Linked DNA regions of Homo sapiens: region 1 is linked to region 2. Evidence: read pairs that join two places in POLR2A ChIA-PET (ENCODE). Cell type or tissue: MCF 10A. All regions are shown on one strand. Links, peaks and the distances in the headings refer to the core of each region. The heading gives the core; the rest is flanking DNA. Region 1 overlaps MIDEAS-AS1 (MIDEAS antisense RNA 1). Region 2 holds the start of LOC124903345 (a long non-coding RNA gene).

Region 1 (7,297 bases), core at 768-5,767, 65 kb after region 2:
CTTTGGGTTCCTGTCAAGACCTGCTTTGAGAAGGAGGTGGCTGTGGGGCTGGAGGGCTGGGCCTGTTCCTGAGCTGGCTGCTGGCAGCACAGCAATGAGGCAACATTGAGAACTGCGACACGAGGCCCAGTCCTGCTACTAAACCAACTGTGTGGACTTGCATAGTCACTTCACCCCTCGGGCCTCCATTTCTCCACTTTGGAAAGCAGTGTTGGGACGATGTTAAGGGTTTGCAACCTTCCAACATGAAGACTTATTTTTAAAAGCAAAACATTTCAAAGAGTCCACATGACAGTAGTGTTCATTTTGGCATCTGTTGATTTAACAAATACAAAATTAGGCTGGGTGTAGTTGCTAACGCCTGTAATTCCAGCACTTTGGGAGACCGAGGCAGGAGGATCACCTGAAATCAGGAGTTCGAGACCAGCCTGGCCAACATGGTGGAACTCCATCACTACCAAAAATACAAAAATTAGCTGGGCTTGGTGGCACGTGCCTGTAATCCCAGCTACTCGGGAGGCTGAGGCAGGAGAATCATTTGAACCCGGGAGGCAGAGGTTGCAGTGACCTGAGATTGCACCACTGTACTCCAGCCTGGGCAACAGGGCAAGACTCCATTAAAAAAAAAAATACAAAATTAGGCATGGTGGTGTTCGTCTGTAGTCCCATCTATTTGAGAGGTTAAGGCGGGAGGATCACTTGAGCTCAGGAGTTTGAGTTTGCAGTGAGCTGTGGTCTGCCTGTGAATAGCTGCTGCAGTACAGCTTGGGCAACATAGTGAGATTCCATCTCTAGTCTTTAAAAAAAGGAAAAATACGGCCGGGCGCGGTGGCTCACACTTGTAATCCTAGCACTTTGGGAGGTCGAGGAGAGAGGATCACCTGAGGTCAGGAGTTCGAGACCAGCTTGGCCAACATGGCGAAACCCATCTCTACTAAAAATACAAAAATTAGCTGGGTGTGGTGGCGCACGCCTGTAATCCTAGCTACTCAGGAGGCTGAGGCAGGAGAATTGCTTGAACCAGGAGGGAGAGGTTGCAGTGAGCCAAGATCGTACCACTGCGCTCCAGCTTGGGCAACATAGAGAGATCCCATCTCTATTTTTTTAAAAAGGAAAAATACAAGGGATACCAGAGCACTGGGCCAGTGCTTGTTATAAAGTCCATCAATGGGCCAGGCACGGAGGCTCACACCTGTAATCCCAACACTTTGGGAAGCCGAAGTGGGTGAATCATGAGGTCAGGAGTTCGAGATCAGTCTGGCCAACATGGTGAAACCCTGTCTCTACTAAAACTTGGTAGTTTTTTGTAAAATTAGCTGGGCGTAGTTGTGGGCGCCTGTAATCCCAGCTACTTGGGAGGCTGAGGCAGGAGAATCCTTTGAACCCCGGAGGCAGAGGTTTCAGTGAGCCGAGATCACGCCACTGCACTCCAGCCTGAGTGAAGAGCGAAACTCCGTTTCAAAAAAATAAAATAAAATAAAAAATAAAAAAATAAAGTCCATCAATGATGCCAATATTATGGAACAAAATTTAAAAGCAGGGTGATGAGTAATGTTTGTTACTTTTTGGCTACTCAGTTTTGGAGTCCCTTCCCAGGTTTGTGGAAGATGCCATCTTAGGAGTCTTCGTGGAAGCTGGAGCCTGTTGCTTAGCCGTCAACATAGAGGCTGAAAATGCCAGATGCTTCTCAGCCTCCTTTAGCTGCAGGGTTTAGTCATGTGATCTGGGCTGGGCCCATCAGGTGCCATGGACTGAGGAGCCTGGACCAAGCCAGAGCCCAACACAGAACCTTTTCTGGTGGAAGTGGCCATGGCTACTGCAGCCTTGTCTAGATTCCAGGGCAACAGCAGCAGGGTCATGGTTCAGACCCCAGCCATGGTTGTGGCACAGCTGCCCAGGGCTCTGAGAACAGAGCAGGACTCTCTGGATAGCTTGTGCACCACAGTTCTGGCCATGCTCCTGGCTGCTGTCTGGCACCGTTTGTTCTCATTCATGCCCTGAACCTGGCTCTTCAGCCTTCCCAGAGACTCTGTGGGCTGCCCAGCATCCTTCCCAAAAATCCCTCTTCTGTTTTAAATTATCCAGAGCCAGTTTCTGTTGCATTTTTAAGTCAGAGTTCTGACCAATTCACAGTCTTATTTCAGTCTCCGCATCCAACTTATTTTTGTATTTTGCTTTGGTACACACGGTTCTGAGAAAATTCTAATCATACAGATGGATGGTTATAAATAATAATGATAACAACTATTACTGGCTGGGCACGGTGCCTCCTGCCTGTCATCCCAGCACTTTGGGAGGCTAGGGCAGGAGGATCACTTGAACCCAGGAGTTCAAGACCAGCCTGTGCAACATAGTGAGACCCCATCCCTACAAAAAAAATTTAAAAAATAGCCAGGCATGGTGGTGCGGGTCTGTAGTTCCAGCTACTTGGGAGACTGAGGTGGGAGGATTGCTTGAGCCCAGGAAGTTGAGACTGTAGTGAGCCATGATCGCACCACTGCACTCTAACCTGAGTGACAAAGCGAGACACAACAATGACAGCCACAAAAAAACTATTACATAGCACTCACTATATGCCAGGCCCTGTCTTAACCACTTTGCATTTATTAATTCACTTAACAAACCTTTTGAAGGGAGTCTATCATTAACATCCCCCTTTCGTAAATGAGAAAACTGAAGGACAGAGGAGTGATTTGTCCGAGGTCAAGGACTTAAATCTAGGCAGTCCCAATCCAGGATTTGTGCTCTTAACTCCTGCTAAAGGATTTTTTTTCAGATTATCTTTTGAGATTAGAATGTCTTCGATTAAACCAATCTAGAGGCCGGGCGCAGTGGCTCATGCCTGTAATCCCAGCACTTTGGGAGGCCGAGGCAGGCGGATCACAAGGTCAGGAGTTCAAGACCAGCCTGGCCAACATGGTGAAACCCCATCTCTACTAAAAATACAAAAAAATCAGCCAGGTGTGGTCGCGCATGCCTGTAATCCCAGCTACTTGGGAGACTGAGGCAGGAGAATCGCTTGAACCCAGGAGGCGGAGGTTGCAGTGAGCCGAGACCGCGCCACTACACTCCAGTCTGGCAACAGAGTGAGACTCCGTCTCAAAAAAAAAAAAAAAAAAAAACCAATCTAGAAGCTAGAAAGAGAAGTAGTAGAAGTATTTGTTTCAAAGTTGAGGCCGGGCGCGGTGGCTTACGCCTGTAATCCCAGCACTTTGGGAGGCGGAGGCGGGCAGATCATGAGGTCAGGAGATCGAGACCACGGTGAAACTCCGTCTCTACTAAAAATACAAAAAATTAGCCGGGCACAGTGGCAGACGCCTGTAGTCCCAGCTACTCAGGAGGCTGAGGCAGGAGAATGGCATGAACCCCGGAGGCGGAGCTTGCAGTGAGCCCAGATCATGCCACTGCACTCCAGCCTGGGTGACAGAGCGAGACTCTGTCTCAAAAAAAAAAAAAAAAAAAAACGGAGTAATTATCAAAATATCGAACAACTGCTTTTCGTCATCATAAACATAAAAATCAGGCAATAAACAACTGAAACTTATGACAAATATTAAACAAACAAGACAATTTCATCACTCTGCCGGTGGTGTTCCCTGTTATAGGCCTGGTGGTTTATGGAGCCTGGTACACCCAACTGCAGGAAGCTCTCGGCTCTTCATTGCTTTGCTCTTCACAAGCAGACGTGCCCAGGCTGGCACAACACTGCAACATCCGCTTGACACACCCATCTCGGTGCCAGCTGGGCTTAGAGATGCTGGGAGGAGCTTGTGCCAAAGTCTGCACAAAATTGAGTTTAGAAAAAATTACTGCCGGGCGCGGTGGCTCACGCCTGTAATCCCAGCACTTTGGGAGGCTGAGGCGGGCAGATCACCTGAGGTTGGGAATTCGGGACCAGCCTGACCAACATGGAGAAACCCTGTCTCTACTAAAAATACAAAATTAGCCGGGCATGGTGGCACGTGCCTGTAATCCCGGCTACTTGGGAAGCTGAGGCAGGAGACTTGCTTGAACCTGGGAGGCGGAGGTTGTGGTGAGCCAAAATCACGCCATTGCACTCCAGCCTGGGCAACAAGAGTGAAACTCCGTCTAAAAAAATACTACACAGATGGGGGTATGTCAGAGAGGCACAGGAGTCAACTGTGTCCCAGTGGCCAAAGTTGGAACAATGTCACCAACAAAATAAAGTAGTATTGGATTACAACCCAAAGTGTAGAAAAATATCTGTGAATCCGTACTTACATACTTTTTAATTTAGAAAAGAATAAATGATCCATAAACCACCAGGCTGGGTGCAGTGGCTCACACCTGTAATCCCAGCACTTTGGGAGGCCAAGGTGGGCGGATCATTGAGGTCAGGAGTTCAAGACCAGCCTGGCCAACATGGTGAAACCCCCATCTCTACTAAAAATACAAAAATTAGCCAGGTGGGGTGGCAGGTGCCTGTAATCCCAGCTACCTGGGAGGCTGAGGCAGGAGAATTGCTTGAACCAGGGAGGCGGAGGTTGCAGTGAGCTGAGATTGTGCCATTGTACTCCAGCCTGGGTGATAAGAGTGAGACTCCATCTCAAAAAAAAAAAAGAAAGAAAGAATAAAAACAAACACTATTTCAGCTAGGTGATCAAGGTCAACATCAGCACTCATAAATCATGTTGATAGTACATACCCTTGATATGATATCATGAAAGTGACACCTTTATCTCTGTGATCTTCCTTCCCAAGTCTCTTAACTCCAGTCTACTTGTGAGAAAACCATTAGATAAATCTCACTAGAGGGCCATCCTACAAAATTCTCTGCTAGTACTCTTCAAAACTCAGAAGGTCATCAAAAACAAGGAAAGTCTGAAAAATTGTCACAACCAAGAGAAGCCTAAGGAGATACGACAGCAAAATGTAAGGTATTATCTTAAACAGGATCTGGGGACAGAAAAAGGCCTTTAGGTAAAAACTAAGGAAATATGAATAAATTATGGACTTTAGTTAATAATGTGTCAACCTGGTCTATCAATTGTGACAAATGTACACTATCAATTTAAGATGTTAATAATAGGAGAAATTGGCTGCTGGAAAGGAGAAGGTAACATGGGAACTCTATATAATTTGCTCAATGTTTCTGCAAATCTACAATTTTTCTTTCCTTTTTTCTTTTTTTCTTTTTTTTTTTTTTGAGATGGAGTCTCGCTCTGTCACCCAGGCTAGAGTGCAGTGGCATGATTTAGGCTCACTGCACCCTCCACCTCCCTGGTTCAAGCGATTCTCCTGCCTCAGCCTCCTGAGTAGCTGGAATTACAAGCGTGTGCCATCATGCCTGGCTAATTTTTTGTATTTTTAGTAGAGACGGGGTTTCACCGTGTTAGCCAGGATGGTCTTGATCTCCTGACCTCGTGATCCACCCGCCCCAGCCTCCCAAAGTGCTGAGATTACAGGTGTGAGCCACCGTGCCCGGCCTAAAATTTTTCTAAAATATAAAATCTATTAATAAAAAAAAAATTGGCTGCCCTCTTAAGAAATTAGTTTACCTGGTGATGCAACTTAGATCACCAAGGTCTTGACATGATAAAAGTAAGTATTTAACGCATTTATATTGTTATGGACTAAACTTTTTCATATACATTTTTAGAGACAGAGTCTTGCTATGACACCCAGGTTGGATAGAGTGCAGTGGCTATTCACAGGTACGATCACAGTGTATTAAAACCCCGAACTCCTGGGCTCAAGTGATCCTCCCACCTCAGCCTCCCAAGTAGCTAAGACTATAGGCACATGGCACCATACTTGGCTAATTTTTCAATTTTTTTTGTAGAGACAAGGTCTCGCTATGTTGCCCAGGCTGGTCTTGAACTCAAGCTATCCTCCCGCCTCAGCCTGCCAAAGTGCTGGGATTACAGGTGTGAGCCACCAAACCTGTCCCCTAAACGTTTTAATAGCTGTTTTAAAACGTATTTAAATAGGGCCAGACGTGGTGGCTCACGTCTGTAATCTCAGCACTTTGGGAGGCCGAGGCAGGAGGATTGCTTGAGCCCAGGAGTTTGAGAGCAGCCTGAATAACATGGCAAAAGCCCATATTTAAGGAATAAAAAAATACAAAAAAAATTAGCTGGGCATGGTGGCATGCGCCCATAGTCTCAGCTACTCTGGAGGCTGAGATGGGACCTAGGGGAGGTCAAGGCTGCAATGAGCCAAGATCATGCCACTGCACTCCAGCCTGGCTGACAGAGTGAGACCCTGTCTCAGACAAAAAAAAAAAAAAAGAAAAGAAAAAAGAAAAAAAATTAAATATAATTGTAATGAGATTCTAATCTTTCCATTGGCACTGCTGAATGACCTCAGAGTAGCTGAGCACAGTTTGAAATCCACTGATCCGCCCTGATGGAAGGGAAAGAAAAGGTCCTTAGTCTTCGTCTCTAAAACTCTCTGGATCTCTAAGGTGGAGGAAAAACTCCATATGTCAAGGCAAAGCACCTAAAATCAACTCAATGATTTCCCCGTCCCTCCCACCACCACCCAAGACACTGTATGAGCAACTGTTTGAAGCCAAGGCTGCAGTTGTCTTTGTCCTGCATCTGCCTGTCAAGCCCAGCGCTCCCCAGCCGCGGGAAGGGCAGAAAGCTGGAATTAAGTGGGGCAACAGATGGTTGGGACATGGCCTCTGGATGCTCAGCTGCACTGTCCAGCCTGCCAAGCTGTGTACATTTCAAACGTTTGGGGTTCAACCAAAGGAGACGAATAATGATTTTAAATTACTTGCTGAAACACATGGTTAATCCCTGGGTAGCCAGAGAAGAGTGCTTTAAAACCCTACTTAAATCTAGTGGGGGAGCAAGGAAACCCCGTGTGCTTTCTCGCCTTTGAACCCAAATCAGGCCACCCTACATGGAGCTGGGCATTTGTTCAGGATCCCAGTGTGTGTCCTGCTTTCTATGCTTTTCAAAAGGGTCAGGTGTTTCTGTCTGTGTGTTGATTTGGGGTGACAGTGGGGAGAGGATAGTCTGTTTGGCAGGTAGGTTTGGATCCCGAGAAACGATGTACCCTGGCATTTGCCTCCTGGCCTGGAATTGGGGGACTCCAAGGTCAACCTGCTTCATAAATTCCATTAGCTGTTTTTCCCTGTCCTGGTTCAGGTCTTTCTTATTTATTTCTTTTTTTTTTTTTTTTTTTTTTTGAGACAGAGTCTCACTCTGTCGCCCAGGCTGGAGTGCAGTGGCGCAATCTCGGCTCACTGCAAGCTGCGCCTCCCGGGTTCACGCCATTCTCCTACCTCAGCCTCCCGAGTAGCTGGGACTACAGGCGCCCGTCA
Region 2 (7,297 bases), core at 1,373-6,372:
CACTGGGATGATGAGGGGTACCATCCCACTGTCTTCTCGTGCTCGCTTGGTGGCTAAGGAAGGCTCAGAAAACTCCACCCCACACTTGGTAGTTGAGGCCAATACACTTTTCCGCTTCTCTTCAGAACCACTGCCATCCTGGACAAGATGGGAACAGAAGTGCAATTTAAAAGGTAAGTCATAGCCAGGCGCAGTGGCTCACGCCTATAATTCCTGCACTTTGGGAGGACAAGATTAAAGGATCACTTGACGCCACAAGTTCAAGACCAGCCTGGGCAACATAGTGACACCTCGTCTCTACAGAAAATAAAACAAAATTAGCTGGGCATGGTGGCAAACTCCTGTGGTCCCAGCTACTTGGGAGGCAGAGGTGGGAGGATTGCCTGAGCCCAGGAAGTTAAGGCTGCGGTGAGCCGAGATCGAACCACTGCACTCCAGCCTGGGTGACAGAGTGAGACCCTGTCTCAATAATAAATAAATAAACAAATAAAAGATAAATTCTGATTTGATCTAGGACCCTCATTCCCATTTAGTCACGGGACTCAAACACCCACAGTGGCTCCCAGTGGTCTCACAACTTGACCTTTTTCCCTGACTACCTTTTCTCCGACCACTTTTTTTTTTTTTTTTTTTTTTTGGAGACAGGGGGTCTCACTCTGTCACCCAGGTTGTAGTGCAGTGGCACAATCTTGGTTCACTGCAACCTCTGCCTCCCAGGTTCTAATGATTCTCCCACCTCAGCCTCCCCAGTAGCTGGGATTACAGGCGTGCAGTACCACACCTGGCTAATTTTTGTGTTTTTTGGTAGAGATAGGGTTTTGCTGTGTTGGCCAGGCTGGTCTCCCAACTCCTGACCTCAAGTGATCCACCCACCTTGGCCTCCCAAAGTGCTGGGATTATAGGCATAAGCCACTGCGCCTAGCCTCACACTGTTCTCTTCTATAGAAAGTGCTTCTGGCTGGACACGGTGGCTCACGCCTGTAATCCTAGCACTTTGGGGGGCTGAGGCAGGCAGATCACGAGGTCAGGAGTTCGAGACCAGCCTGACCAACATGGTAAAACCCTGTCTCTACTAAAAATACAAAAATTAGCCAGGCATGGTGGCAGGCGCCTGTAATCCCAGCTACTCGGGGAGGCTGAGGCTGGAGAATCACTTGAACCCGGTGATCTGTATCTATCTGTATCTGAAATAGTATCTAATTATTCAAAAAATATTTCTGCAAAAGAAAGTAAGCAAGAACCCTGTGGCAAGGTGAAGGGTGGTCTTTGTACTGTTTTCCCACAGGCAGCTGGCTAGGGCAAAGTCTGGCTTTCCCTAGGCAAGAAGCAAATCCTGCAGCCGCCCACCTATCAGCCTGATGCCCTCTGCCAGGTGTGGCTCCACTGCATGCCACTCTCACCTTTGCATTCTGCAGTGAGGCCAGCTCCACAGCCTTCTGGGCCAGGGTCAGCAAATTGGCCTCCTGGGATGCCCGGCGCCTCCGTCGCGTGCTCTGGATCACTCCGCCCCGTAGCACCTGCCCACAGTCCCCTGTGCTCACTGCCCTCATGCCCTCCTCGCTGCCCATGGCAGGAGCCTCTCGCTCCCGGCCATTGGGTGCTAGTCTCTCCCCATCAGGCAGTAGCTGCGACTCCCTCAGCTCCAGCGGGAATCCCAGAGCTTCAGGATGGGGCTGCCCCAGGGAGCCAGGTGGCGGCTGCTGCAGGGGCCAGTGATGTAGGAACAGGTTGCCAGTGGCCTCCTGCCCAGGCTGGGTGCCAGCCCCATCCAGGGCGCTGGGAGGCAGGATACCCTCCTTAGAGAGGCGGCGGGAGCGGCGGGGGAAGGGGATCTGGACCTGAGGTAGCGCTGGCTGCGGGGCTGAGTCCTGCAGAAGGGCCTTGCGCAGTTCTGGGTTCATATCTGGGTTGGGGGGGAAGGGGTAGGGTGCCATGCTGTGGTGAGCCAGGTGGGACTGTCCCAGTGGCCCAGCTGGCTGCAGGCCAAAGTCCTGGGGTTGCTGCGAGGGTTGCTGCGGCATGGAATAGAAGTTCTCAAAGAGCGGCATCTGGGGTAGGGCTGCCTGCTGCTGCTGCTGCTGCTGCTGTGGTTGCTGCTGCTGCTGCTGCTTCTGTGGAGGGAAGGCAGCCACCGGGTTTGGGGGCGGTGGGCCCTGCCGGAAGACCTGCCGGTTCACCTGGTGGCCGAATGCCAGCTGGAAGGGTTGCAGGGGCAGTGACTGGTTTGGGGGTTTCTTGGCTGCGTGGAAAGAATTCAGGGGTGCCTGGGGCCGCCCTACCTCCAGCTGCACCTTCTGTGGCATCATTGGTCGCACATAGCGGTCCAGCTGTGGGCCCCCCGCTTTCTCCCGCTTCAGTGCCTCAGGGTGGTTATAGTAAGTCGGGACTCCCACTCCAGGATGCGGGCTCCCCTTGGTTGCACTGTAGAGGGACAGACTGTGGCAGTTCCATGTTGAATGGGGTGGAGGCTGGCCTGGCTGCTGCTGCCAGCTGCTGTCACTGACACCCCCACCTCCTCCACGCTCCGGGCCCCGCCCTGGAGCCATCACAGAGTTGGGCCACTTTACTGAGGCCACCTGCTGGGACAGCATGGCTGCTGAGGTCCGCTCAGGCCCATATACCACAGAGTTCAGCAGGGCCAGGCTGCTAGGAGGGGGCAGTTCCACAGGCTGAGAGGTGGAGACTGCCCCTCCTGGACCCTCGTGCCCGAGGTACTGCTCCTCCTTCACTCTGATGGACTGCTGGGGGGGCTGCAGGGGAGGGGGCTGCTCCTTGGGAGCTGGTTCCTGGCCCCCGAAGAGGCAACGCTTCCGCTTGTTCTGAGCCTTGGGCTGGGCCTGGAGGTTCATGATGTGGCCAACTGAGCCCTGGCGGTGAGATCCCCTTCAACAGTCGCCCATCCCCTGGGGAAACGTCCTGCTGGAAGCCGGGCTCTAGTCCAGGAGCCAGGGAGGGCAGAGCAGGGGCAGAGGAAGACGCTGGACAGTGAGGTCGGACACTGGGAGAAAGAACTGCTGGCTCTTCCTTTCTCTTCCAGAGAGGCTCTGGGGCTCAGCTACTCTTCCCAGTTCATGATGCTCCACAGGGTTCTGGCACCTGCAGAGGGAAGAGCAGTGACAGTGTCAGCCACAGCCTCCCAGGATGCCCCGAACATCAGCACAAGTGTAAGAAAAGGGGCTCCAAGGGCCTTCGGTCCCACCACCTCATATCACAGGGACAGGCCCCAAGTCACAGAGCAGCATTGGTGAGGCAGGAGCCAGGACTTTTGGGGAGCTGCCAGGAGGGCAGGAGAATCAGCTGCATCTCCCAGGGCACTGTGACTCTCTTGTCCCACCACCTCACCCTCCTGGTTCCGCTCCAGGACTGCCTGCATCTGTCTGTGTTATTTGTGCACTGCATAGGCACATTCTAAGGCACAGGTGGAGCTGACATCCAGCCCAAGCCCCTCCAGCCCAGCTGAGAAAGAGGCAGCAAAAGCCACACTGGCTCCCCTCTCCTCTTACCCAGGCCCTAGCCCCCTGGGCAGCCAGGCCTAGTCCTCCTGGCACACATCTGTCTATGCAGGAGCCTCCCACCAGACCCAGAAGGATCTTTGTCCAGCCAGTGCCTCCTCTGACACTCCAAGCACATCTCAGGCTCGGGAAGTGGAGAGGACAGGGTCATTCCCGACGTGGCCACTCCTCCTGTGCAGCCCCAGAGTCAGGAGCTCCAACAGACCCTTGTAGAGTCAGGGGCCCAGGGTCAGGCTCACCAAGGCCTGCAGGTAAGGCCCCAGAAGGGTGTGTGCAGTCCTAGCCCCACCCCTGGGAAGAGCTGCTGGGTGGGGCTGTGGCTGCCAGAGTCTTTCCCAAACTAGCACAGAACCTGTTTTGCAACCCTGGCAGGGTGGAGGCAGGATCCAGGCCAAGAGCTGGTCAGCAGCTGACCCCGCCCCTGCCTGACCCCTGCCCCTTCCACTGCCGAAGAGCCCCTGGCAAATAGTGTAACTCAGATCGTAGAGGGTGCAGATTGCTAGAACTCAGTTCCAGAAGGTTTCTCCACGATAATGTCATGACTTAAGTACACAGTTTTTCCATTTTTGTTTCGTAACTTGATTTTTTAAAGCAGTCGCTACAGAACAGAATCTAGACCTGTATTTTATAGCATAGCTGCTTGCATGTATTTTTCAAGACTTTTCTTTCCCTCAGAGTGATGTTTGGGTTTTGTTTTTTTCCTGGGAAGTTGGTGGGGGTGGGAGCTACATAGCCCACCTCTTTCCCCAGTAAGATTCTGGTCCCTAGGAAGAGGGGAAAACAGCTCGGGCGGCTCTGAAGAGGAAATCTCAGGCCCTAGATGCTACAGGTCATTGTTAGCAACCCCAGCCGCTCCCAGGAAACCAGCCAGCAGCAGCGGAGGGCAGGGCTGGGCGGGCACAGGGTCCCGACTATACCCAGTTTGCAGTTCGGCCCACCCCCAGCACCAGGAATGCCCCTCCCAGGCTATCGCTCCTCTGCAGGCTTCCGCAGCTCCCCAGCCCCTGTGCTCCTGGAGCCTGCCTGCCTCCTGCCCGCCTGCGTGACTCACTGAGGGCCCCCTCCCTATCTTTCACTTTCACCCAGCACCCAGAAGGGGAGTAATTTCCTCCTCCATTTCCTTCCTCAGCTCCTGGGCCTTGAAGAGAGTAAGAGACCCTCCTCGTGTGCAGCCTTTGTCTTTTCATATATGAAGCTGGAGGGAGGGAGAGGCACAGAGACTAGGAGGGCATCCAAGTCACCCTCACCCCCAGCAAGAGGGGAGTGGGGGGATTTGGACAAGAAGTGCAGAGCTGCGGGCTGCAGAAACAACCTTTCTCTTGCTTTTAAACCCGCATTCCCTGACAGCCAACCTAATTCAGAGCAGGAACCCAAAAGCTAAACCCTGCACTGAAAATCACCCTGGGCACCCCCATGAAGCTGCAGGGTGGGACTGTCTGGCTCCGCCTCTCCGAGGGAACATCAAGCCCACAGAACTAGAAGTGCGTGTCTGCAGAAGCAAGACAGAGAAAGGAAGAATGTGCGCCAGCCTGGCAAGCCCACGTGCCTCCAGGGGGCTGCGAGCCCCTCCAGTGGGCGCTCACACACACTCACGCCTCCCTTCATCACAGCCCTGTCTCCTTGTGAGCCACAGCACGGGCTTGAGGCCTGGAGCAAGGGAAGGTCCACGTGGCGGGTGGGCCTGGATGCACGTGCCAGTGTGAACCTGATGGAGGGGTGCGCCCCCTCCATGGGGATGGCTGCTCAGAAGGAGATGAGGCGGGGCCTGCGGCTCCAGGACAAGCCTGCTTCTGCCCAGGGCAGGGGCCAGAGGCCAGATGCAGGTCTTACAGGGGCTTACCCACAGCTGTATGGTCAGCCCTGGAGGAGCTGAGCTCAGCTGGGAAGCCTCCCACTCCCACCCTGCACATCAAGGAGGGCCATCATTCAGGATACCACAGCAGCCTCTGAAGCTCAGACAGGGACTTGCTTTGAAGAAATCAGGGGGCCTGGTTTGGGGAAGGCTGAATCACCCCAGAAACTTCTTGCTGCAGAGGCCTCCCTGTCACCCTCACCGAAGAGCTAAGGGTGCCAGGGGCACAGACAGTCAGGCCTGGGACCCTCAGAGAAGAAAGGTCATCGGCTGGGGGTGGGGAGAAGAGTGGAAGATACTGGCAGCCTGGGAGGAAGGGTGAAGAGGCACACCTAGGCAGCAGGGCACTAAGTAGTCATAGGAGTAATGATGATGGTGATGGTGCACCCGTGCCAGGCAGATCCTACGTGCTTTATATCCTTTAAATTCCCACCATGGCCTTATAAGGCAGGAGTTGCGATTTTAACCTCTATTTACAGGTTAGCTAGATGAGGCTCAGAGGAGCTAAGTAAGTTGCCTACGGTCACACAGTCATTATGTTGCAGAGCCAAGACTGGAACCCAGATCTGTCTGACTCTAAGATCAAGCTCTTCTTCCTTATCCCCAAGATATGCCACTAAGACCCCAGACCCCTCTTCATACACCTCCCTTCCACAGCACACTCTACACCACCTCCAAGCAAGGATTTTCTAGACACAGATATCAGATATCCCTTCTCATTGGCACTGGGAAGCCCCTTACCCCTGCCTGAACCTTTGGCAGGTACTCTCTCCCATTCTCCCCAAATACAGCTGAGACCCTTGGCCTTCCAGGAAGGGAGAGCAGGAAAAGGTCTCACCACAGAGGGGTCAGCAGATGTGTGAGGTCTACCTGCAGGGAGGCCTGAAACACTTCCTCCTGCACTGGCCACTCTAGCCCCCGATCTAGGCCTGGACTCTCCAGCTCCTGCAACCCCACCCCGGGCTCAGTTGCTGCTGGTGGTGCCTCCAGCTCTCAGACCCCATGGGCTTCTCCCAGCCTGCAACTCGGGGTCAGGACTGCGCCACTTCCTCTCATTTCTTCTACCCCACCCCCGCTGCCCTGTCCCTCAGATGGAAATCAAACTGCCCTTCCTCACAGTGAGGAAGAGGAAGGACGACACCTCCAAAGGCTGCTGACCTGTGGGCCTAGTCCCTGAGATTGCAGGGAAGAGGATGTCATGAGGAACTCCTGCCAGCAGCTCAGCCCTGGGACCAGCTGCAGGGCCTCTGACAACGGATGCAGGAACACTGCAAAAGGAAACCCACAGTCACCACGGGGCCCCAGACACGGCAACCCGCCCTGTCAGTCTGTTTGACTGTCACGCTCTATTCACTTTTCCCTTCCTCCAGGCTCCTCTCTGCAGCAACCAATCCTTGACCAGACCCACAGGTACCCCTGGGCCAAAGACAAGGCAACAATCAAGACCAAGGCCTGGGACCTAGCAGGCTTTCAGGAAGTTCTATGGTGAGTAGCACTTACTCTCTATAGAAGAAAGCAGTGTGCACCAGGAAAAAAAAATAAAAAACAGTGCTGACCCCACATATATGTTTTGCAGACACATGAGGGGAAGGTGCTGGAAAGGCCTTTGGGTGTTCAATGCTGATGGTGACACCAGCTCTCCTGGGATGTCAGCTCAAACACACACTGCTCCCCAAATGCCATCGGCAGCCCAGCTGCACACCCAACACTGGCTGGCTGACCCCAGGAGAAGCCAGAGAGCCATCACCACAGGGCAAGGGGCCAGACTGTGGCCACTGTGGGACCAGGGCCACTCACCAGTCTGCTTGGGGCAATCAGTGTGTCCATTTGAGAAAAAAGACTATTGTGAGTCAAGGCCACACAGACCAGGGAGGAGATGCCAAGTTGATCTCAGCAGCTGCGGGGGCTCAGCTCTGACCTGGGGATAACAGCT

What was found. Peaks named below come from ENCODE experiments on the same cell type or tissue, not always from the same donor. Only the 100,000 strongest peaks of a DNase experiment are listed, where the experiment ranks them.
Region 1: POLR2A ChIA-PET joins it to region 2 with 10 read pairs; 19 of 35 experiments call an interaction of 5 or more read pairs at or near these places.

Annotation. Positions count from the first base shown.
Region 1 is chr14:73,802,989-73,810,285 of GRCh38, forward strand. MIDEAS-AS1 (MIDEAS antisense RNA 1) reads left to right here. Exons shown (of 3, transcript NR_109995.1): 3 at 1-640. Among named protein-coding and RNA genes, the nearest start is that of MIDEAS-AS1, 19 kb to the left of the region's middle. In MCF 10A, for the core only: no CTCF peak of the experiment used is centred there; a DNase peak (open chromatin) is centred at 3,693.
Region 2 is chr14:73,737,160-73,744,456 of GRCh38, forward strand. MIDEAS (mitotic deacetylase associated SANT domain protein) reads right to left here. Exons shown (of 13, transcript NM_001367710.1): 2 at 1,401-3,096; 3 at 1-138. The coding sequence starts at 2,849. LOC124903345 (a long non-coding RNA gene) reads left to right here and starts at 107. Exons shown (of 3, transcript XR_007064264.1): 1 at 107-173; 2 at 6,735-6,849. RefSeq lists enhancers at 2,097-2,612, 3,127-3,642, 3,643-4,156, 5,150-5,319, cis regulatory regions at 5,224-5,245, 5,235 and a silencer at 6,447-6,741. In MCF 10A, for the core only: no CTCF peak of the experiment used is centred there; DNase peaks (open chromatin) are centred at 3,862 and 4,492.